Linked DNA regions of Homo sapiens: region 2 is linked to region 1. A link is a loop called in an ENCODE intact Hi-C map of the cell type or tissue named here. Cell type or tissue: natural killer cell. All regions are shown on one strand. Links, peaks and the distances in the headings refer to the core of each region. The heading gives the core; the rest is flanking DNA. Region 1 overlaps EPB41L2 (erythrocyte membrane protein band 4.1 like 2). Region 2 has its middle 71 kb from the start of TMEM200A.

Region 1 (12,779 bases), core at 1,868-9,867:
CCGATGAGCCCTGTTGAAAGCTTGAAAAATATTATATATAATATGACTTAGTATTGAAACTTCCTTATAATGAAATGTTAGAATTGTGTTTTAAAAACGTTTTTTCAATCATAACATTTCTCCTCACTTACTCTATTTCTTTTCATGGTTTACTTCTCCCCACCACTGATATGAGTACATATTGCCTTCAGGATATATTCTCAATACATTTCTCCATTCATTGTCATCCACATCTGTGCCTCTAGGATTCTTCCAAATCCCTCCTGTTATTGACCAAGAACTTCCATGGGCTCGTTTATCATACTTGAGCGGACAGTGATCATACTATATTTAATCTGTAGTTTAAAAAATGGTATAAAGATGTTACCCTACAATTTCATCTTTTTCCTTTCAGCATCTAGTCTGGCTTGAATGTTGCCAAATTGTAGACATTGATTTAGATATTCTAGTGCTATTTTTATTCACCTTTCCTTAAAAAGAAAAGCTGTTAGTTGCTTTAAATTTCTAAGTTTGTGCCATTGAAAAAGAAAGCTCTTTAAGAACAGATGAGCAAAAAGAATTGCTGAACTGAAACACAGAACTTTTGAAAATATTAAGACATGCTTGGTAGAGTCTTATGAAGTTGAATACAACTTCAGTTCTTAGTTTCAGATTTTTCTGAAGATGATAAAAAATGTCAATTTCAGCAGTCTATTCCAGAATGTTGTGTTTTCTGGAGAAAGGGTCTGATGCCATGCCAAGGTTTTCACCTTCCATTATGTGCCACTTCTCCTGGTGTGTGTCATTGACCCACACTGGGTCAGTATTTTGTGTTTGTGTTGCTATAGGTGTAATGTATGTGTCTTATTTGTTGATTATGTCTATTGTTTAAAACAATAGAGAAAAGGAGACCATCTTTTCAAGGATATTTTATCCGTGAAGGAGAAGTACCTGATGCCGACAATATGGACAGTTGAAGAAAAAGCTCAGGAGACGGACAAGGTGTTCACCTTGCACCCTTGGATCTACTCTTGCTTTTTCCCCCTTTCCTTTTGTTTCTATCCACAGCCATAAGATTTCTTTTTTCCTGTGTGTCATACTAAAATTTTTTTGAAATGATTTTTGAGCATTTAAAAAGTTAAATCCCCTGTGTATAGAAGCATAGGATTGTTGGATGAGAAATACCATATTGCAGAAGCACTTGAAAAGTCAAAATTTGAAATACAGAAACATCAACCAATTTAGGTGATAACTGATTCCTAATTTGATGTATGTGGCTGACAGTTGGGAAACTGATTTCATGTGAAAGTGCACTGTTTGTACAATACTTATGCATGTCGTGTTGTTAAAATAACCACTTATGTGCCTTAGATGATGAGTTTACTAATTACATATGGAAACCTTTTGAGTTTTCACTTGTAAGATTTTTAATGGGAACAAAGATTTTGATGCACCATAGCAGCCCCTCACCTCTCTCTCTGCTCCTGCATGTGTGACATTTCTGACACTGGTGAGGAAGTTCACTTTCCATTGCTTTTACATCCTCATTCTTCTCTTTCTACTGATTTTACTTAGCCAGGTGGTCAGTCTGTTATTTGCTGGGACTGGAGAGCTTGGAGTCTAGTGGAGGAGACATGGAAATAGTTAATTAGAAAAGTTTCTTTTTTTTCTTTCTTCTTTTTTTTTTTTTTGAGATGCACTCTTGCACATTCGCCCGGGCTGGAGTGCAATGGCATGATCTTGGCTCACTGCAACCTCCATCTCCTGGGTTCAAGCAACTTTCCTGTTTAGCTGGGATTACAGGTGCCTGCTACCAAGTCTGGCTAATTTTTTTGTGTTTTTAGTTGAGACGGGGTTTCACTATGTTGACCAGACTGGTCTTGACTCCTGACCACGTGATTTGCCCTTCTTGGTCTCCCAAAGTGCTAGGATTACAGGCGTGAGCCACCACACCCGGCTGGTGATTAGAAAATTTTCTAATTGGTACTTGGAAAGTTTCAGACACTAGGAAGTAAATGTTAAGAAGGTGAAATACAATGTTGTGTTAGGAGGGGATTAGGAAGACCGTTTTGTCATTGTGGTCAGGAGGAGATGACATTTGAGTTGAAACCTTAATGATAACCAGGTGGACATGTGAAAATGTATCCACGTGTAAGGACGAGCCACAACACAGGAACTGAAAGACCAAATGACAGGGGCTTGGTGAGCAAGGGGGAGCACGAAGGAAGGAAAATTCAAAGAGGTTAGACCCTAGGTCATGTCACGATCTTAAAGGCCATGCTAACAGTTTGGAATTGTACAATAAGAATGATGGGAAAGCATTGGAGAGTTTGAAGGTGAGTAGTGGCAGAATCCCACCTGTTTCTGACAGAAGTCCCCCTGGCACTGGATGAGGAATAGATTATAGGGGCTGTGAATGAGAACAGAGATTATTAATAAGGAAACAGTGATTCCCTTCCACAAAGTAGATTCTGTTAATTGGTAGAGAGTATTCATCAGAACACGTAGCAGGGTTGGGAAAGGAGGCAAAATAAGTAGAAATAAGGAGTTTATGGTCTAGTTGAGATGAAATATTTTCAGAACATTGCAAATGAGAAAGATAATGTCATGAAGCTAAACCAAGTGACATATTTATATACTTTAAAGGTTAGCCTGAAACCAAAGCCAATTAGACTCCATGTGTATAATGAGGACTTTAATATCACATGCTTTGAAATATTACGTATTTTTCATAACCTGTCCTTCAGAAGCAATCACATGGTATCATTCGATCAAATTTAAAGTGATGTCCTTGGATTTTTGCAGTAGGAAACTTTGACATTTTAGTGGAGATGTTTAAAATTATTATCATTTTTCTGGATCTCATGTTTTAGGAATGTACAGTGTAAAATATCTTGTCATAGAAGTCACATTAAAGTGATGTTAATGTGAAATTTAAATCTGGAAAAGCCCCCAAGTGGTTTATCTGTACTTGAAGTTACTTGTTTTTCTGTTCTTTTCCTCTCCAATACATGCAGGAAAATACATACTTTTTTGACATTCATATAGATTGTTCTTATTACAATCATCCATTCATCCGTTTGCCCAACAAACATTTATTGACCACCTACATTGTATCTTTTTTGTTTTTCTTTAAATAACATACTACTATTAGTTGAAAGTATGTGAGCATTTGTCTACGGGAGTGTTTTGACTTTACCAGAGTACCTTTTCAATTTCTGTCTTTGTTGTATCTTCATTTTACTGTTAATTCTGCAGGGGTTCTCGTTTATCTTTGAATTGTAATTCTTATTGAAAGTAAAATAAAAAAATTATGCATAAGTATATAATTTGACCACTTTTCCAAATTTCTATAATATGGGCTTTTATAGCTTTTTAAAAAAGCAGGAATAGTTTCTTTTTAAAAAAAAAAAATACATTGCATTTTCAAAGTGGCTGTAGTTTGAACAATTTTGAGAGTAGAGCAGAAAATTGGAAACCAAGTCATTTAATCTTTAATGGGTAAATAACTCTATTGTAATCCTCTTAACGTGTTGTATGAATTATGATGACTTAAATTTGCATAGACTATTCTCTCCTGAGTCTAAGAGATTATGTACATTGAGTTGTAAGGTACTTTTGAAGGTATGTCATTGGATAACGAAATGTGTGGCACTTCTTTAAATTCCCCAGTGATCTCTCACTGGGAAGGGCATCCCACCCACCCCCACTTCCCCAAGGGACGATGTAATCATAGAGATGGTAATGAAGTTAAGTCAGTCCAAAAGCTTTTTCCTCTGCTGAATATTGCAAGTGCCTACTCCCCTCACCCTCCTCACCTCACTTTCTGCGCTCCTCACCCTTCTTAGCTCACAGTATGAAGGGGCCCCTTAGGAGCGTCATTGATTTTTCTTTAAGATTTCTGAATAGTGACTGGGTGCGGTGGCTCACGCCTGTATTCCCAGCACTTTGGGAGGCCGAGGAGGATAGATCACCTGAAGTCAGGAGTTAGAGACCAGCCTGGCCAACATGGCAAAACCCCGTCTCTACTAAAAATATAAAAATTAGCTGGGCATGGTGCTGCACGCCTATAATCCCAGCTACTGGGGAGGCTGAGGCAGGAAAATCACTTAAACCTGGGAGGTAGAGGTTGCAGTGAGCCGAGATCGCGGCACACTGCACTCCAGCCTGAGTGACAGAGCGAGACTCCGTCTCAAAAAAAAAAAAAAACCTGAATAGTGGGGTTTATTAGGAATTATTCTCACACTTCTGACATGAGGGGGTGCTTCATGATGACTCTTGAATATTGACATTTCAAGTTTCTAAGGACAGTTCTGCTGTCCCTCAGGCAGGTTGGGAGCCATTGTTTAAGAGCCAGACACAGCAAAGTTAAATTTGCTTTAATGGTTTAATTTAGGGAGAAATAATTTTCACGTTGCTCATTGAGCTTTCAACTCTGAGTTTGTCTTCCTATTTTGAATTGTTTTTCTTTACCTGTTTCTTTTTGCAAAAAAAGGGGACAGGGTAATTTACTCTGTGGCATATTTAGCACGCCTGAGGGAATGAATGTGGGCTGCTGTCAGAATGTTTGTTGTACAGAGAGTTAAGGTGGTATTGAGGAGGGAGATTGTAGGAGTTGGAGTGGTGAGGGAAGGCCTTACAGAAAATGCAGACTATGAAGTGGGCCTCAGGGAGGTTAGAAAACTGGAAAGGCCCAGAATGTGCAGATAAGGGCAAAGAAGGGCCTTGGAGGCAGGAGAGGGAGGACTGCCCAAGCTGTAACACAGGAATAAGCATTTCAAGTGTAGGGGCCACTGAAGAGGCCATTCCGTGCAGAGAAAGGCCAAGGAACTACCTCAAGAATATATGAAATGGCGTTTGGGTGGGTCGGTTGTGCTCAGTTGGTGATCAGCCAAGCAGTTTTCACTGGTTTCTGGAGGTCGCAACTATCAAAGATTCTCAAGCAGGGTGGAAAAGCTGGCGCTCACAAACCTCTTCATAAGCCTGCTCCAGAATCTGTCAGAATTCTCATCTTTTCTTTCATTTTATGCTGTTCTGTTGTTCTTTCTTGTGTAACCTTTCCTTTCTTCCAATAGGTCACTGCTGTCTGTTCTGACTTATTGCTAATTCTTTGCTCTTCCTTTTCTGACCTCTCTAGAGCCTAGAAGAGGAGATAACATCAATTTTGTTTAGTGAAAAGGGCTTTTCTGATAGCATGAAAGCCACCTTCACTTCAGCCACCACTTGGACAGCAGAGGGCGCTGTTGTGAGCGCTAATGCACCTTCTGAAAAGCTTTCTTCCTCGCCCTTCTCACACTTGCTTGAGGTGCATTTTACTTTGTTTCCCCTGTTACTAAAAGCCACATATGAGAGAGATTTTCATTTTTTTAAATATTCAGGCACCATTCCCTCCAGTGCTTTCATTGGTGAAATTAATTCTTCCTGGGAGAAACATTCAAGAAACAATGACTGAATTGGAACATGAAGAAAAGATATAGATTGGATGTTTCTCCTGCTTCTTTGGTCAAAGAAAAAAAAAATCTGCCTAAATTCAGAGAATAATTTAAATCATTAAGTTCCAGAGTCTGGGCTGTTAAGCAGAGGGAAACCCTCAACCAGATATGCTTTGCAGAGTTGACATTTTCAAAACCCCAAATTTCAGGCATCCTCTGATGGCATGTTATTTTTAAAATTCTGTTTATATGGAAAAAATCTGAAGTGCCTCCCATGCTCCATGACATAATTGCTTTTGAATGACCCTAAGGAATTCCCTGAACTTGGGCAGAACCTATCCAGCTAATTGAGGTTAAGATATAACAATAATAATAATTCACTGATCTATAATAATAATGAAATGTGTGTTTCAGAAATGTTCTGGTCACTGGATATGTTTATTATATGTAGTCATGGTTAAATTTTACCTGCTTATCAAAATAGATTGAGAGTTTTTTCAGTTTAATATCTAGAAACCTCTGAGTTTTCAATAAAACTGGAAAGATAGCTGTCTTCTGTTAGTAATGTGATTTACATGGTATTAATTTGGGTCAATGAAACCATGCCCTTACCATGTGTTTAAGAATAATAGGGCAGGTCCAAGAGAGTTTGTGAGTAGACGTTGACAGTGCTGCAGAGACGTGTGTGTGTGATGTTAGGATCTTCAGCTCATGGTTGTCCAAGTGTCTGGGAGAGATGAACTCAGCCCTGCTGTCTATTAGAGGCTCCAGTCCAGTTAGTACCTTGGCAGCTTCACAACAATATCCAGAGGGCTCAGTGGTGTGGTGCCCTTCTCCATCCAGAATGGAGTCACTTTCGTGAATAAATAGGGCTCCTGGCTCTAGCTGAATTATTTTTAAGTTAGATCATAGGCAGTAGTACCACCTAGAAGTCAAAAAGTTGGCCATGCTTGAGTTATATCATTGTAAAGCAGACTTTTTGTAAGTGTGAGAAAAATGTGAAGCTTTAAAAACCCCTCTGTACAAAAAGGTTTCCACCCTAGTTAATAATATCATAACATAGTAATTTGTTCCTAATGTATTAAGTCAACAGATATTTATTGAACATTTAGGTGCTATATTACTCAACTGGAGTAAATTACTTTACTCCCAAGAAGTAGATGTCTGAAGGGGATAGGAGTGAACATGTCAAATAATAAACTTGACTGAGTTTAGATTTCAAAGATGCTAGTAGAGGAGCTAAATTGTAAAAGGAAACACTTGGAGTCACCATTGACACCCACCCTATTGTATAATATAGCCTTTGCCAACCTATGATACGAATTGGAAAGTTAATAACCATTTCTGGAATGAACATTTTCATGTTAATAGCCTTCTGAGGCTAACTATAATTTTGCCAATTAAAACTTTTTTTTTTTTTTTAAAGAAAACCAGCAAAAAATAAAAGTGCCATCTCCTTGGTGCTGTGTTCATTTAAGAATCAGCGTTCCAGGCTAGACTTTATAGTCTGATTAAAACCAAAACTGTTACTAGGTTTTAAAAGTTAAATTTTTTTCTTTAAAATGATGAGTCAGCTTTGGTATAATTCAATTTTTGTAAACTGTTTTAACTACATAGGTAGAGCTTATAGGTATATCTATAATAAAAGCATTTTACTTCTTTGGGAGGATGCTGGCTGTTTTTGTGTCTTTTTGTAAGCTTTTTGGCATTTGTCTTGATTGTCCTCTATGTGACCTTGAGCAGAGGTTTCTGTAGATGTTGATTCTTGCTGTTTTGTCTTTGCAGTGTCAGATGTTTGTTTCAGTGGTTGTTGAGGTAAAACTGTATTGATTTTGTGTCCTCGGTTGCTTTTTGTTCTGCAGACACGTGCTCCCGAGTCAGAAGGGCCTTGCACTGGAGCCAGGGATGCTGTTAAGGTTCTCCCCTTTTTCCATGTTAACACCATTGCCTCACGTTTCTCATTGCCCTCACGTTTGCCCCGCTTCCCTTTCAGTCAGCCATCATAATCATCTTTGTTTTTCTCCATGACATGAATCTGCCATCGGTTAATTTGGGTTTCCGTTGTTTTTATTTATTCATATATTTTTGTTTTCCCTCATCCATCTTTTTTTGTACAGAGTTCACATGAGACTCTGAATATAGTGGAGGAGAAGAAGCGGGCAGAGGTTGGGAAAGACGAAAGAGTAATCACAGAAGAAATGAATGGTAAAGAGATATCACCTGGGAGTGGTCCTGGGGAGATTCGTAAGGTGGAGCCTGTGACACAAAAAGACTCCACCTCCCTGTCTTCTGAGAGCAGCAGCAGCAGCAGTGAGAGTGAGGAGGAAGACGTGGGAGAGTACCGTCCCCACCACCGAGTGACCGAGGGCACCATCAGGGAGGAACAGGAGTATGAAGAAGAGGTGGAGGAAGAACCCCGCCCGGCAGCCAAGGTAGTAGAGAGGGAGGAAGCAGTGCCCGAAGCCAGCCCAGTCACACAAGCAGGTGCCAGTGTAATCACAGTAGAAACAGTGATCCAGGAAAATGTAGGTGCCCAAAAGATACCCGGAGAGAAGAGTGTACACGAAGGCGCTCTTAAGCAAGACATGGGAGAAGAAGCAGAGGAAGAGCCACAGAAAGTTAACGGAGAGGTGTCCCATGTTGACATTGATGTTTTGCCACAAATTATTTGTTGTTCAGAGGTAAATGGGAGTCCCAGGTGGGAGCCAAACTCTAGAGCTGCTTCTCAGATGGGGAACTCCTGCCTTTCTTCTCCTGTCCTCCCAGTTCTTCAGCTTTTTTCAACAAGAATCTGATTTTTCTCTCTCATGGGAGGAAGGGGGAAGCACTGCTTTGTGGATTTTCTGCCCGCCCAGTTCATGGGTTCCAGCTTCTCTGCGGCCACTGGACACCTGTAGGGTAAACTTTCCTAGAAGCACCACATCAATTTTTCCTTCCCTTTTCACATTTAAATTTTTCTTTGCATGTTTTGGGTGTTTTCAACTGTTTTGTCTTCAGTTGCACTGCTTCCTCACACTAAATGCCTTTTTTTCCCCTTTTGGTTTAATTAGAAAAATGTATATGTAATGTTGAAAAAAAAAATGGTCACTGCTGAGTGTGTGTGCCCCTGATGTCATGATTGGGTTTGACTTCTTGGCTCATTCTTCAGCTTCAGAGTTTTAGAAATGACAGCAGTCTCTGATTACCGTGGTTCTCTGAATGCAGTATCCAGCAGTGATGAGAATGTTATTTCTTGAATGCCACTGTGATTTCTGTTTTGGGATTGCAGGGGTTGTATGGTTTTGTTAAGAGCCTTTCTTTTCTTCCAGGCAGCCAGAGGCTAGGCTATTTGATAGGAGGATATCCTCGCTTCTCATTCTATCCTGATGTCAATTCTGGAGTATTTGCCAGATGATTATATGTTTTGTGGATTATCTATACATTGGACATGAATCTTTTTCTTTTCAAAGAAGAGAACTTTTTGGTCACTAAGTGCAGTGTCTCTCATTTGGGAGTTAGGCTGAGGGAGGGTTTATTTCCTTGGGAATATTTCTTGATTTTAATATTAAATGCCCACAGTACAGAGATTTATTTTGTTCTCTTCGATGGGATGGAAAATGTTGAAGTGACTTTGTCTTAAAATAATTAAGTGGATTTTAACCATGTTACTTTTAAACTTCTGTTTCACTTTAGAGAAGATTTTTCAAGAGTCTTTGAACACTTTGAACTATTCTGTATTTAACATATCGTTACTCCTCTTTAAATAATTATGCCTGTTGAGAATGTTCTCTCAAAGAAAGTACTGCAGTATTTTGGTAGTAGTATAGTCTGGTGTTGCATTAATATTAAGCATGCATACTCGGCAGACTAAAATGTTAATAAGCCGTTGAATATTTCCTTTAATGTTTTAAATTGTTCAAAGCATTGGTGTAACATTGATGGAGTAATTTTAGATAGAGCATTTTAACTTAGGTAATACAGAAGAAACACTGCAAATTTTAGACAGGTATAACTGAAAACAGTAATACTTGAAGACATCCTTTCTGAAAATGGTGTGTCTGTTAACAATAAGGCAGAAAAGGTATTGTGGGCAGAAGAACAAATCTTAGCCTACCTAGCTGGCATGCCAGTTAAAGGCAGTGAGCCTTCACACAAACTATGTGGTCCTTTAAATTATAATAAAAATAGAGACAAGTCACTTCACATAGTTCATTCTATTTTCTTTTCAATTTATTATTACTTGCCCAAAGCTAAGGAGGGAGGAGGAGAGAGAGAGAGAGAGAGAGAGAGAGTGTGTGTGTGTGTGTGTGTGTGTGTGTGTGTGTGTCACTATACACTAGGCTTGACATAAAAGTAGTTTGGGACCATCTTAATTTAAAGAGTAACATAATTTAGGAAGCCATCATGTCAACTTATTTTTCATATATGTGTATGTACACATACACACATTCATATATATGTACGTATCTATGTGCACATGTATGTATGTGTATATATGATATATTTGAAGGAAAATTTTTCTTTTATTTCTTTTGTTTGTTTTAGGTTGTTTGCTTTTACTCTTTTCTTTTGTGCATGAGTGTGTGTTTGGATATGTTTCTTACTATTATTTGTGAAGGTTCCATTAAACACTTTTACTTTATTACCTCTAGAATTTATTTTTCCCTTCCTTTTCCACCTCAGCCACCAGTGGTAAAAACAGAGATGGTAACAATTTCTGATGCCTCACAAAGGACAGAAATCTCCACCAAGGAAGTCCCCATTGTCCAAACTGAGACCAAAACCATCACATATGAGTCTCCACAGGTACAAAAGCTCTAGACTTGGACTGTTCGAGCTCTTTTTTCCCTTAGTGTATCTATGTTTTCATTCTTTCTTCTCTTAGTTTACATGTTTCTGGCTTTGATGTAGCTTTTTGTATCTGCACTTTGTAAGTGTACTTCAACAACATAATTTGCTATGTTCTCTTAGATTGAGACAGAGAGCTGCAATTAAATTGGTAACCCAGTAATTATAGGGGAACTGTACATATGATTATTTAGGACAGACAGTATCAATCTTGTTCATATGATTGAAAGCCATTTCTGAGTTGACATATCTAAGAATGTTTGTGTACACTTAGGAAACAAATTGTCTTGCAAAGTTTATCTGATATAATTCATCGATTAATAATAATCCGATCTAATTGTGGATGTGATTTAGGCTTCTTTCCCTCTCTAACTCCGTGAAGATTGACCCAATCAACTCATTCTTGCTTGTAATAACACACATACACACACACACACACACAAACACACACAGGCACACACACCTGTGCTTCTCCTTCGTGTGGAATTATTTTCTAAAGACCTATGTAGTCATTCATATGTGAATGGTGATACCATGTGTCTAAATAATTATCAGATTTGTGTGTTTGATTTTAGGTTTTCACACATTGGTTCTGTAAAGATTTGGAATAAGCATTAAGATGTTTAACCTTAAGAATAACAAAAAAAGATAAAGCATTCATGATTTCAAAATAGAATATAAAATAAATATTTTCTCCACTTAGAAGATGAACCTTCTGTGGTAGAATTGTATCATGGTGGAGGATGTCAGGTTATTGACCTCTCAGAATATTTTTTAAAAGGTTTAATGCATGCATGTGTGAAACACATCTGAAAATTATTTTGGATATGGCATCCTTGTGTGTGCCTTGATCCCACATAAGCACAAATAGGTTTCTTATGAACAGCTTGGCGGGGGAGCATTAGTGATGTGTCTGTGCTGTGATAAGTTGCCAGAATGAAGACATACAGGTGCATGACCCAAGTTTGAAAGAGATTTCCTCTTACAGTCAGAAAGGCTCTGGACCGTCCAGTTATTTCCTCGTGTCAGTGTCAGGAAACAGAGGGCAAATATGTTTCGTGATCTTAACATAAACTGTTAGGCTATTAATTTGCTTCATTGATTCCCCTTGGAAACTCTAGAATCTTCTGCATCTTTCAATATCAAAGCAAACAAGTTAAAATCTATTTTAACATATGTATGGGATTTATATATATGTAGGAGCACATGCGTATGTGCAGTATTGAAATATATGTGCCCGTATATATGCTCACAACATGCAAACTATTACAGGAACAATGTAGTTGATGAAAACAATCGCTAGAGGTAAGCAGATAACCAAATCATGCAGATTCAGTTTGTCCTGGTCAGGTTCTGTTGCTTGGTAATTTGATAAAATGTTTATCTATTTTTACCCACCTGTGCTTAAAAAACAACAAACTCAGCGCTTCTGGTCACTGTGGAAACTTCTCTGCCTGGCTCTCTAGTTTCATTTTCTAGCTTGTGCAAAAGTCCTTCAGACAAATTCTGTCATAATTCCCTTGTAGCTTTCAGTCCCACCTACTATGTCCATTCTCCTCTCTTTTCTCCACTCACACAGTTGAGTTTGCTTCTCCATGTGCACCTAGCCTTTTGCCTCTACTCGGTTTCAAATACCAGCCGCTCTCCTGGATGGTAATTACTACTGCAAACACGCAAACCACATGGATTTTAAAAGATGCATATTCGATGGGGCGGGGATCTTCTCTGACAACATAACAGAAGTTAAGCATTACTTTGTATTTTTCCCCCAACTATCCAAAGATTGATGGCGGGGCTGGTGGTGATTCGGGCACGTTACTGACCGCACAAACCATCACATCTGAGTCCGTGTCAACAACGACAACCACACACATCACCAAGGTAAAGCAATGCAGGGGATCATATGGAGAGGATGGTACATTACAGACAGAATCTTTTCTGAATTGTTTCTCTCTTCCTGTACACACTTCCAAGTAAGATACAGACAGTGCCAGCGGAATCAAAATGCCTTGGTTTAAAGTATCCAAGAAATTAGGCTCCATTGACAAATGCATTCAAGCCAAATTGCAATTTTGTGAAGTACAAGGGGGTAAAAATATGTTACGAATAGCTATATGTAAGATAGCTACAAAACCATAAATAATTTAATAAAATTTATAATTTATAAAAACAAACTTGTGCTTCTACTTTTATTAAACCAGCCCTCCTGACTAAAGCGAATGAATGAAGGCCATCATTCAGAATTTTCAGCAAGTTGTTCAAATAATGTAGAATTTCCCTCATTTAAGATCGCTAGTATACTGATTTGGGGCATTCCCCTGTTCCTCCCTGCATAATTCTCTAAATGTTTAGCACTGGGTAACCAGTCATCCCTGGATCAGCAGCATCAGCTTCACCCGGGGCATTGTTAGAAGTATAAATAGCGTGGCCCCACTCCAGTCCTCCTGAAACCTTAGAATTGTCTTAAGAAGCTTCCAGTGATTCTGATGCATGCTGAAGTCATCAGCTTTCTAACTCCAGCCTTATTTTCCACTATTTCCT
Region 2 (12,779 bases), core at 2,980-10,979, 580 kb after region 1:
TTATTTCTGGGTTTTCTATTCTGTTCCACTGATCTATGTGTCTGGTTTTTGTTTGTTTGTTTGTTTTTCACTATTACAATGCTGTTTTGGTTACCATAGCCATATGGTATAGTTTAAACTCAGGCAACGTGATGCCTCCAGATTTGTTCTTTTTGCTGAGGATTGCTTTGGCTATTTGGGCTCTTTGGGGGTTTCACATGAATTTTAGAATTGTTTTTTCTAATTCTGTGAAAAAATGGCATTGGTAATTTGATAGGAATAGCATTGAATTTATGGATTGCTTTGGGCAGTATGGTCATTTTAATGATATTGATTCTTCTTGTTCATGGGGATGGGATACTTTTCCATTTGTTTGCGCCATCGGTGATCTCACTCATCAGTGTTATGCAGTTCTCCTTGTAAAGATCTTTCGCCTTCTTGGTTTAGTGTATTCCTAAGTATTTTCTTTTTTGTTTGGCTATTGTAAATGGGATTGAGTTCTCAATTTGGTTTTCAGCTTGAACATCCTGGATGTATAGAAATGCTACTGGTATTTAATAGCAAAGACTTAGAACCAACCCAAATATGCATTAATGATAGACTGGATTAAGAAAATGTGGCACATATACACCATGAAATACTACGCAGCCATAAAAAAGAATGAGTTTGTGTCCTTTGCAGGGACATGGATGAAGCTGGAAACCATCATTCTCAGCAAATTATCACAAGGACAGAAAACCAAACGCCGCATGTTCTCACTCATAGGTGGGAGTTGAACAGTGAGAACACGTGGACACAGGGCGGGGAACATCAGACACCGGGGCTGGTTGGAGGTGGGGGGCTGAGGGAGGGATAGCATTAGGTGAAATACCTAATGTAAATGACGAGTTGATGGGTGCAGCAAACCAACATGGGACATGTATACCTACGTAACAAACCTGCATGTTGTGCACAGGTACCCTAGAACTTAAAGTATAATAATAATAATAAAGAAATGCTACTGATATTTGTATGTTGATTTTGTATCCTGAAGTTTTGCTGAATTCATTTATCATGTCTAGGAGTCTTTCAGAGAAATCCTTAGGATTTTCTAGGTATAGAATCATGTCATCAGAGAACAGAGATAATTTGACTTTCTCTTTTCCTATGTGGATGCCTTTTATTTCTTTATTTTTTCTGAATTCTGTAGCTAGAACTTTCAGTACTATGTTGAATAGGAGTGGTACAAGTGGGCATCCATGTTTTGTGCCAGTTCTTAGGGGGAATGCTTGCTTCAAGCTTTTGCCCATTGAATATCATGTCAGCTGTGGGTTTGCAATAAATGGCTCTTATTATTTTGAGATATGTTCCTTCAGTGCCTAGTTTGTTAATGCCTAGTTTGTTGAGGGTTTTTATCATGAAGAGACATTGGATTTTTTTATCAAATGCTTTTTCTGTCTATTGAGATGATCATATAATTTTGGTTTTTAATTTTGTTTATGTGATGAATCACATTTATTGATTTGCATATGTTGAAACATCCTTGCATCCCAGGAATAAAACCCTCTTGATTGTGATAAATTATCTTTTTGATGCACTGCTGGATTTGGTTTGCTAGTAGTTTGCTGAGGATTTTTGTGTTTGTGTTTATCAAGGATATTGGCTTGTAGTTTCCTTTTTGTTTTGTCCTTGCCAGATTTTGGTATCAGGATGATACTGGCTTTACAGAATGAGTTAGAGAAGAATACGTCTGACTTGATTTTTTGCAATACTTTCAGTAAGATTAGTACCAGTTCTTCTTTGAACATCTGGTAGAATTTGGCTCTAAATGCATCTGGTCCAGGGCTTTTATTGTTTGGTAGATTTTTTATTACTGATTCAATTTCACAATTAATTATTGGTCTGTTCAGCATTTCAATTTCTTCCTGGTTCACTCTTGGGAGGTTTCATGTTTCCAGAAAATTATTCGTTTTCTATAGATATTCTAGTGTGTGCACAGAGATGTTCCTAGTAGTCTCTGAGGATCTTTTGTATTTTTGTGGTATCAGTTGTAATGCTAGTGCTACCTCTGTCACTTCTGAATGTGGTTATTTGCACAATCTTGTTTTCTTGGTTAATCTAGGACAATCTATCAATTTTGTTTATCCTTTCAAAAAACCAACTTCTTGTTTTGTTGATCCTTTGTCTGGTTTTTTGGCCTCAATTTCATCTAGTTTTGCTATAATCTTTGTTATTGCTTTTCTTCTGTTAGCTTTGTGTTTGCTTTGTTTTTGTTTATCTAGTTCCTTTAGGTGCAACATTAGGTTGTTAATTTGAGATCTCTTTGTGATGTCGGCATTTAGTGCTATAAACTTTTCTCTTAATACTGCTTTCATTATGTCCCAGAGATTTTGGTGTGTTGTGTCTCCATTCTCATTTGTTTCAAAATATTTTTATATTTCTGCGTTAATTTTGTTCTTTACCCAAAAGTCATTCAGAAGCAAATTGTTTAGTTTCCACGTACATCTGTTGTTTTGAGTGTTCTTCTTGGTATTGATTTATAATTTTACTTCACTGTGGTCTGAGAAGATGCTTGATATGATATGATTTCAGTTTTTAAAAATGTACTGAGATTCTCTGTAATACCAAGTGTATGGTCAATTTTAGAGAATTTTTCATAGCACAGATTAGAAAAATTATATTATGTGATTGTGGGGTGGAATATTCTGTAGATGTCTATTAGGTCCATTTGGTCAAGAGTCCAATTTAAGTCCAGAGTTTCTTTGTTAGTTTTCTGCCACAGTGATCTGTCTAGTGTTGTCAGTGGAGTGTTGAAGTCACCCACTGTTATTGGATCACTGTCTATCTTTCTCTTTAGGTCTAGTAGAATTTGTTTTATAAATGTGGGTACTCTGATGTTCAGTGCATACGCAGTGTTGAATTGAACCCTTTATCATTAAATAATGCCCTTCTGTCTCTTTTCTTACTGTTGTTGCTTTAAAGTCTGTTTTATCTGATATAAAAATAGTAACCTCTGCTGTTTTTTGTTTTCCATTTGTGTGATTGATCTTTCTCCATCCCTTTATTTTGAGCCTATGAATGTTTTTACACATAAGATAGGTCTCTTGAAGGCGGTGGAAGCTTGGGTCTTATTTCTGCCCAATGTGCCACTCTGTGTCTTTTAAGTGAAGCATTTAAGCTTTTTGTTTATCTAGTTCCTTTAGGTGCAATGTTAGGTTGTTAATTTGAGATCTCTCTTTGTGATGTCGGCATTTAGTGCTATAAACTTTTCTCTTAATACTGCTTTCGTTATGTCCCAGAGGTTAATATCGATATGTGAGGTTTGTTCCTGTCATACTGTTGCTAAGTGATAAATAGTGTAGTCTCAATTATATAATTGCCTTATATGATCTGTGTACTTATGTGTGCTTTTATGGTAGCAAGCGTCATTCTTTTGTTTCCATGTGCAGATCTCTTCTGAGTATTTTTTTAAGACTGATCTGGTAATGACAAATTCCCGTAGCATTTGCTTCTCTGGGAATGACTTTACTTCTCCTTCGTTTATGAAGCTTGTTTGGCAGGATATGAAATTCTTGGCAGCATTTTCTTTTCTTTAAGAAGGCTAAAACTAGGCCCCCAATCTCTTTTGGTTTGTAATGTTTCTGCTGAGAAGTCTACTGTTAGTCTGATGGGATTTCCTTTATAGGTAATTTTGACCCTTTTCTCTAGTTGCCTTTAAGATTTTTCCCCTTCACATTGACCTTGGATAGTCTGATGACTGTACCTCAGGAATGGTCATATGGTGAAGTGTCTTGCAGGTGTTCTCTGAATTTCTTATATCTGGATGTTGACTTCTCTAGCAAGATTAGGGAAATTTTCCTGAATTTTTTTCCTCAAGTATGTTTTCCAAGTTGCTTGCTTTTTCTTTTTTCTCAGGAATGCCAATGTCAGTAAATTTGGTCACTTTACATAATCCTATATTTCTCTAAGGCTTTGATCATTTTTTAAAATTCTGTTTTCTTGATTTTTGTCTGACTGGGTGAATTCAAAAGACCAGCGTTCAAGCTCTGAAATGCTTTCTTCTGCTTTGCCTAGCCTATTGTTAAAGATTCCAACTGTATTTTTAAATCCTTTAGGGAATGTTTCTATTCCAGAAGTTCTATTTGGTTTTTTCTTAATATAGCTGTCTTGTCTTTTATATCTTGAATCATTTTTCTGGCTTCTTCTTATTGGATTTCAACTTTCTCTTGGATCTCATTGAGTTTCCTTGCAATTTATATTTTGAATTCTTTTTCTGTCATTTCAAACTTTTCAATTTGATTAGGATCCATTGCTAGAAAGAGAATGCAATCCTTCGGAGGGGTCAAGAACTCTGGCTTTTAGTACTTTCAGAGTTCTTGTGCTGATTCCTTCTCATCTGAGGGAACTGGTGCTTCTTATTTTTGAATTTTCTATTGTTTGGATGGGACATTTTTATTTTTAAATTCTTTTTTCTCTTGAGGGCCTGACTAAGGTGTACACTGCATATGGTCATTTGGCTTCATTCCTGGGTGTTTTCAGTGGGCCAAGACTCTATATGGGTTCATTGGTTGTGGATAGCTTCTGTGCAGTGGCTTTCTTAGATGTTGCTTGTTGTAGTGATGCATTGGATGTATGAGCCAACAAACTATCTCCTTCAGGACTGACTGAGAGTTCTGATATCTCAGAAAGCTTGTCCCATGTACCAGCACTTAGCCTGTCTGGCAGCAGGCTTGCTTTTTATTTGGTGATGCAGTTCAGGCTGCAATCCAATAGATGGTGCTTAAGTGTAAAAGCTGGCTTGTCGTCAGGTGGACTGATGATGAGTGGAAGCACCTGCCCTGAAGGATGGGTGGTAGGAAGAGATTGTGTTGGGGTGCACTGAAGTGTCAGGGGAAGGGGCTGGGGTGTGTACCAACTCCTCATCCTGAGTTGGCAGGAATGTGATCCACTTCCCTATCACACCCCTGTCATAGGGCTCATGACCCTTATTTCATAAAGACTGACCTTTGGTTCCCCACCACAGTGTGGCTGCAGGCCCTGGACACACCCCTCTGAGAGCTACCCCAATATGGGCTCAGGGCAGACCCTCTTCCCTTGGTCCAGAGCAGGCAACTCTATGGCCAATCTCTCCTCCATTGCTAGATGCTACTGCTCTGTATAGGGACTAGGGATGGGGAGTTGGGCTTTGTACAAGCTCAAACGGCATGGACTCACTTTCAGCGAGGGTGAAGCCACCACAAAAAGTATGAAAAACACTTTCTCCAAGTGCATGTGCTCTGGCCCCCGGTGGGAAGTTGCATCCCCAACAAGTTATCGGGGAAGGCAGGAGATGATATTCCTTCACATCTGTTCCTGGGAGCCAGTGCCGCCCACTTCAGTAACTGGTGCTGTGCCCTTATTTCCTTTGTCATGAGGGGGCTTTTGTAGGGCTCCTCCCACCAAGGGCACTCCCACCTACCCTTTCCATGGACTCTGAGTTTCCTGGGTTGACCTTTACCAGACTCTTGCTGCTTTCCTTTTTTGTACCCCAGCTCCTTCCCATAGGCACTCCAACAGATCCTGGTTCTCTTCTCTCAGCTTTCCATTCAGAACTTGTCCATTCACCAGTAACTTTGATCTTTCTGAGGAGAACTGACATCCAGTGTCTCTGGTCAGCCATCTGCTCTTATCACCAAATTCTCCCATTTACCTTCTTGGCATTCTCTTTTCATCCACCAACATGGTCCCCCATGGGACCCCGTGGGCCACCTGGATACTGATTTGCATCAAGAATTGAGGAGGCCTCAGGAAATGAAGAGGAAGGGAAGAAGCGGGTGACAGGAAGCAGGAGAAGGCAAGGCAGGAGAAAGAGACAAGGCAAGACCTCAGTACTCAGTATTATGTTTTTGTTTCCCATATTGCAGTCTCCAAGTGTCTTTACTGATGTGTCTATGTTTGGGAAAACTAAACTTGCCATTTTTACTATTATGTCTATGCCTAGGGTCAAGAAGGGCAGGGAAGTGGCAGCAGCCTAGAAAGCAGGTATAATGCAGTAAGGGGCAACAAATAGAAAAGCCCAGAACATCAGTCCATAGCAGCATGATATGGAATGACTGACTACCCAATATCCATTTTCTACCCCACCTGGGTCTGGGAGAGGGGGGACAAGGATCACTGATTAATATGGGCCAATTATGATAATCCCATTCCCCTTGCTGGAAGTTGTCAGTGGAAAGGCCTAAGCTCATTTAAACCAATGAGAGATGAGGAGAGTTTTGCTGTGGTCTCCTAGGAAAGAAATATCTTAACTCTTAAGAGTAAGTTACAAACAGTCAAGTTCTTTCTTCTTAGACTTGAAAATGGAAGCCTGTATTCCCAAATGCTACTGACTACAATCCTATGACCGCAAGAGAAATTTAGGATGCAATTTATCTAGTGGATGTAGTTGCAGATAGACAAAAAGAACCCAAGTCCATCTCATCAAACCACCACCTCTGAGGCATGCCCTACCTCTGCAGTGCCTTGATGTGAGTCAATACCTTCAATAGTGAAGCCCAACTTGAGTCAGGTTTATGCCAGTTGAAGCTGAAAACTTTGTAACTGATACAGACTGATAAAAAAATAATCAGAGAGGCTGGACGTGGTGGCTCACGCCTATAATCCCAGCACTTTGGGAGGCCGAGGTGGATGGTTCACCTGAGGTCGGGAGTTCGAGACCAGCCTGACCAACACAGAGAAACCTCATCTCTACTAAAAATACAAAATTAGCTGGATGTGGTGGTGCATGCCTGTAATCCCAGCTACTTGGGAGGCTGAGGCGGGAGAATTGCTTGAACCCTGAAGGCAGAGGTTGCGGAAAGGTGAGATCGTGCCGTTGCACTCCAGCCCGGGCAACAAGAGCAAAACTCCGTAAAAAAAAAAAAAAAAAAAAAAAAAAAAAAAAAATCAGAGAAATGTATGGAAAAATTAGACATTCCTGGAATTCAAAAATATTATAGGAAAGAAATACAATAACAATAAATAAATTGCCTGCAAATAATCAAGGTATGCAAGATTGGACTATAATTGTTGGATACTGAAGGGCAAACTGACCCTGGAGATGAAGGACTTGGAGGCATTCGAGACATTCAGAATACTCAATCATGTACAAATTTTTACACAACCAAAAAGCAGGGAGTTATATAATTTTGAGGTCATTCTAACAGCCATATTGCAAAAAAAAAAAAAATTAATCCTTGCAAAAATAAAAATTAATCCTTGAAATTAGAAACATTAATAAATATGTCATGCTAATGATTAAGATCTTTTTCAGTTGAATGAAATATAAGAATAAAAAAGAAACAATGTTTTACCTTGGTTCTTAATCATTAACCCTCCTTCTGAAGAGTCTAAAGAACTTCACAAATAAAATAAACATTAATAACGAGGGGCTGAACAGAATTCCTTTTAAAAAATACACACAGTGTTCAAGCAAATATTTTCTTAGATTAGTCTGAAATACCCTGAAGAAAAGTTTATTCAAGATTCTCTGAAGTGATTTTCAGAGTTGTGTAGATTTTAGGCTTGCTTTGCTTTAAACAAAGCCTTTTGAAGTCTAGTATAATAAGTATGGCATAGCATCCTTGAGCTCATCCAAATTGAAATTAAAGAAGAAAAATAGTTATCCTGTTAAGTAAGCAGTCTCCTTTTAAAAATATGAAACTATGATTTAAAAAATCATAATGTATTCTTGCTTACTAGCTCTTCAAATCTGTATCTCTCAGTCCCTACTGTCACACCAAAGGAATGTCTTGGGGGTGAAATCTCTGTCCTTTACAGAGGAGAGGCAATCACTTAAATCAAGGTAATCCAAGAGGTTGTCTGCCCTCTTCTGGTCAGTCTTGAAGCCTGAGCAGGCTCTGCTCCCACTGCTAAGATGCTGTGTGCATAAGGCCCATGTTGTGAGTGTCTTTCCTTACCCGTATAGCATAAGACTTCCGCAACATCAAAAGCCAATCCCTATCAAGAAAAGTTTAGAGACTCACGAGACAAACTATGAAGTCTTTGGTAGTATGGAGCACTAAAAACAAGTTTTCAGCATAAAGTGGTGTGGAGTGCCCCTAAATCTGGTGACACAATCCACTCACTTCTGGCAATTATAAAATAGAGTCAGTCCTCATTGAATTAATCATATGTCAACATCAAATATTATCCTACATCTTTCAGGACTGGTTTTTAAAAATGTTTATGGAAACTGTGGAAGCATCACTGGGGCTATTCTTAGGACTATAATATAACTAAAGAAAGCAACTTCCTACTTAAGGATATTGTCACCTATCACAAAAAAACATGGTCACAAAAAGGTGGTAATCTGTGTAAGAGAGTAATATTTTAGATAATAACATTATTTCGATCTTTGTCTAAAGGAAAGAGGCAATGCAGCCAGAAAACACCTGTTTTTTAATTACTAGAGTGAGGGGACCAGAATGTTGTGATACATTGTGGGTCAAGGATACTTGTGAGCTTTTCATCAATAGCCTCAGTCAAAGATGTCAAATACACAGCAAGCTCAGCTCACACTAGCAGTCTTGGACAGGTGTAAGACACTGTCATTCAATCATAGCATTCCTTTTCACTGGCCTCAAATGTCATTTTGAACTACTTTCCAACCCAGCACCCCAAGCAAATGGAGTTGGTCCGTAATATAAAACCAAAATGCTTCTCTAGTATAGATGCAACTGTCAAGTTCCCGTTAACCAAATTGTGAACTCTTGAAACATAATTTTAAATACTAATTGAGGATTAGGGACTTTGATGCAAGGAGAAAGCAGTAACTTAGATTAATCTTCCATTAATTAGAAACAGATAGAAACAGCTTTCATTGTAACTGAATAAATTGACATTGTGAATCACATACACAACAATCATTTCTGAGTTTGACACTTAACAGTTGTTCCTGGCCGGGCATGGTGGTTCACGCATGTAATCCCAGCACTTTGGGAGGCCGAGGCGGGCAGATCACGAGGTCAGGAGATCGAGACCATCCTGGCTAACACAGTGAAACCCCGTCTCTACTAAAAATACAAAAAATTAGCCGGGCGTGGTGACGGGCGCCTGTAGTCCCAGCTACTTGGGAGGCTGAGGCAGGAGAATGGTGTGAACCTGGGAGGTGGAGCTTGCAGTGAGCCAAGATCAAGCCACTGCACTCCAGCCTGGGCGACAGAGCGAGACTCTCTCTCAAAAACAAAACAAAACAAAACAAACAAACAAACAAAAAAGAGTTGTTCCGGGCCGGGCATGGTGACACACGCCTGGAATCCCAGCACTTTGAGAGGCCAAGGCAAGTGGATCACCTGAGATCAGGAGTTCGAGACCAGCCCGGCCAACAGGGTGAAACCCTGTGTCTACTAAAAATACAAAAATTAGCCGGGCATGGTGGCGCATGTCTGGAATCCCAGCTACTTGGGAGGCTGACGCAGGAGAACTGCTTGAGCCCGGGAGGTGGAGGTTGCAGTGAGCTGAGATTGCGCCACTGAACTCCAGCACTCCAGCACTCCAGCCTGGGTGACAAGAGCGAGACTCCGTCTCAAAAAAAAAAAAAAAAGAAAGAAAGAAAAAAAAAGTTATTCCTGAGAATTGAATCACCTAAGTTCTAAGTTCCTGATGAAACTGAAGTTCAAAATGTGAAAATCTAGGATCCGCATTCTGGGTCAGTGGCTCTGCCTACTTACTGCCAACCTGTGAGAGCCTTCCTTGGTGGCCAGCTCTTCATCTCATCTCTGTAAGTGCAGCAAAAATGGACTTCTTATTCATAATTTAGTAAATTCACAGTTTTGAAAACAGATTAAGTATTAGATTAGCTTAATAATAAAGGTCACATAACTGACCTGTTAAATTTTTAATTCCTTTTTAATTTTTATTTTCTTTTTCTAAGCTAAATTATTTTTATCTGAACACTTAGACATAATATATAAAGGCACATTAAGAACCCACAGATTTGCCCACATACTGTGACTCTAACGAAATTGGGAAATTACTAAATGTACACTTATGTCGCTGAAGGAGAACCCATAATTAATCAAGTAATTCTGAAATTGGGAAATTATTAAATATACACTTATGTCACTAAAGGAAAACCCACAGTTAATCAGGTAATTCTGAGAAATTAGTTTGAAATGATAAAAATCACATGATTATTAGCAAATAACATTACATATCAACAAATTGCTTTAGATCATGCTGGTATGTTCAGATGCAGAGAAATAAATATGCTATGACCCTCTGAGATGATGGCAAAGAATTAATGAATAACTTCACATGATATTAATAATCCAGCACCAAGATACCACCCACAAAGCAGCAAAGCTTTTTAGCTGACAGATGGCTAACTTGTTATTCTCTATCAAACTACAGAGTCAACCATGAGCCTGAGTTGTAAGGCTCAGCTACCATCTTCAAAAGGTCAATTATCGGCTGGGCATGGTGGCTCACACCTGTAATCCCAGCACTTTGGAAGGCTAAGACGAGTGGATCACCTGAGGTCAGGAGTTTGAGACCAGCCTGGCCAACATGGCTAAACTCCATCTCTACTAAAAATACAAAAACAAAATATAAATAAAAAGCCAGGTGTGGTGGCAGGTGCCTGTAATCCCTGCTACTTGGGAGGCTGAGGCAGGAGAATCACTTGAACTCAGGAAGCAGAGGTTCCAGTGAGCCAAGATTGCACCACTGCACTCCAGCCTGGGCGACAGAGTGAGACTCCTTCTCAAAAATAAATAAATAAATAAAGTCAGTTGTCATCACCATGTATGGCATGCATATTTTGTGAACCACACATCAGAATGAAAGGTCTGACAGAGTATGTGAATGGGAATAATAAGGCAGAATATTGAAAGTGTGACTGTTTCGGTAAATCCAGGATGACTGACTGCTGTCCTTATACTCAGACCCAGAGGAAAGGGAAAACAGCAGGACTAGCAAACAGAAAAATTTCTTTTTTATTTAAAATTTGTATATTGTTATATTTTCAGATTTAATAACAGTAATAATAATGGCTTTTGTTTAATAGTAGCCAAATTTACTGCACATTTACTCCATACTATCTTATTCTGAACACACTACATGTGTGTTCTATATTGAATCTCACAACAGCTCTGTAAGGTGGTTTAACAGATGAGAACACTGAATCACAGAAAGAATGCAATATTTGCTGAAGGACTCTTAGCTCCCAAAGGTAGAGTTAGAATTAAATTCAGGCAACCTAAATCAAGAGCCCAGATATTCATCTTAATGCTGTATTGTGCTGCTTAATTTTACGTGTCAACTAGGCTAGGCAATTGTACCCCAGTTGTTTAGTATATACTAGACTGCATGTTTCTGTGAAGGTGTTTTTATATACGATTAACATTTAAAAGGTAAACCTCGAGTAAAGCAGATTACTCTCATATCATGGGTGAGCCTCATCTAATTAATCAAAGCCATTAAGAGCAAAGACTGAGGTTTCCTGAAGAAGAAGCAATTCTAACTCAAGAGTGTAACATAGAAATCCTGCCTAAATTTCCAGCCGGCAAGTGTGGGACTCTATACTACAACACCAGCTCTTCCTGGAATTTTCAACCTGCTCTCCTGTTTATGGATTTCAGACTTGCCAGTCCGCATAATCACACGAACCAATTCCGTAAAATAAATTCTCTCTTGAATACACACACACACACACCCCATATTGGTTTTGCTTCTGTGGAGAACCCTGACTAATACATGTATATTTGTATATCTGAAGTTTCTATTATATAACATTATATTATATAACCTTTATCATAATCCTATGCCCCAGGTAAAACAAGCATTATTAACATTTTACAGATAAATGAAATGAAGCCAACAGAAGGCAGATTATCCAAATCAAAGCTCTAGTACGTGATAAAGTCTGAACTAAAACATAGATCCAAGATTACGAGATCTGCCAGTACATGTATTAGTTTGGCTACAGCAAATATGTTATATATTTCTGGAAGGATATGAGTTTGCCATCACCTACCTAGGTCTTCTGACTACATGGTTTAAAAATCTTTTCTTGGGCTGGGCACGGTGGTTCACACCTATAATCCCAGCACTTTGGGGGGCCAAGGGAGGTGGATGGCTTGAGGTCAGGAGTTCGAGACCAGCCTGGCCAACATGGTGAAACCCCATCTCTGCTGAAAATACAAAAATTAGCCAGACATGGTGGCAGGTGCCCCTAATCCCAGCTACTCAGGAGGCTGAGGCAGGGGAATCACTTGAACCTGGGAGGTGGAGGTTGCAGTGAGCCGAGATCGTGCCACTGCACTCTAACCTGGGTGACAGAGTGAGACTCTGTCTCTCTCTCTCTCTATATATATTTTTTTTTCTTTACCTTTTACTACCTCTCAAATAAATAAGTGCCGCTTATCAGATAATTCAAACAAACAAGAAGAGGAGAACACTGGATTGACAGTTGTGGAAAAAGTCTGCCTCCTAGCCATTTTCTAGAGCTAACATAATATGCAAATAGGCAAAGATGTGGAAAATAGAATCAAGAAAAGCCACATCTTCATTTGTATTTTCAAATACGTATGGAGTCCCTATTGCACAGTGTGTACACTTGTCCTTTGAATGATGGCTAAAGAAGTGTGTTATTATTGAGTCACAGAGCAGTGAGTCTATGCTAAAAGCCTATAAAGTACTTCTAGCATTTAAAGTAGCCTCAACAACAACATCCTTCTCCTTAAGCTCATTCACCATGTCTCCTGTGCACCACCCTTAATTGTGTTATTTATTAGATGTGTAGTCTTACAAGACAAAAAATAATAAGGTCCCCAGACAAGTGTTACCACAGTTAACACTCA

The links. A loop is a pair of places that touch in the nucleus more often than their neighbours do. Peaks named below come from ENCODE experiments on the same cell type or tissue, not always from the same donor. Only the 100,000 strongest peaks of a DNase experiment are listed, where the experiment ranks them.
Region 2: it touches region 1 in a loop (19-fold over the local background); 5 of 110 quality-filtered maps call a loop at or near these places.

The regions. Positions count from the first base shown.
Region 1 is chr6:130,864,876-130,877,654 of GRCh38, reverse strand. EPB41L2 (erythrocyte membrane protein band 4.1 like 2) reads left to right here. Exons shown (of 20, transcript NM_001431.4): 15 at 7,529-8,092; 16 at 10,074-10,196; 17 at 12,021-12,119. Among named protein-coding and RNA genes, the nearest start is that of SMLR1, 44 kb to the right of the region's middle. RefSeq lists an enhancer at 623-792. In natural killer cell, for the core only: CTCF peaks have their summits at 5,006 and 5,212 (motif pointing right); a DNase peak (open chromatin) is centred at 5,234.
Region 2 is chr6:130,289,013-130,301,791 of GRCh38, reverse strand. It overlaps a transcript of SAMD3 not described here. Among named protein-coding and RNA genes, the nearest start is that of TMEM200A, 71 kb to the left of the region's middle. In natural killer cell, for the core only: a CTCF peak has its summit at 7,803 (motif pointing left); a DNase peak (open chromatin) is centred at 7,811.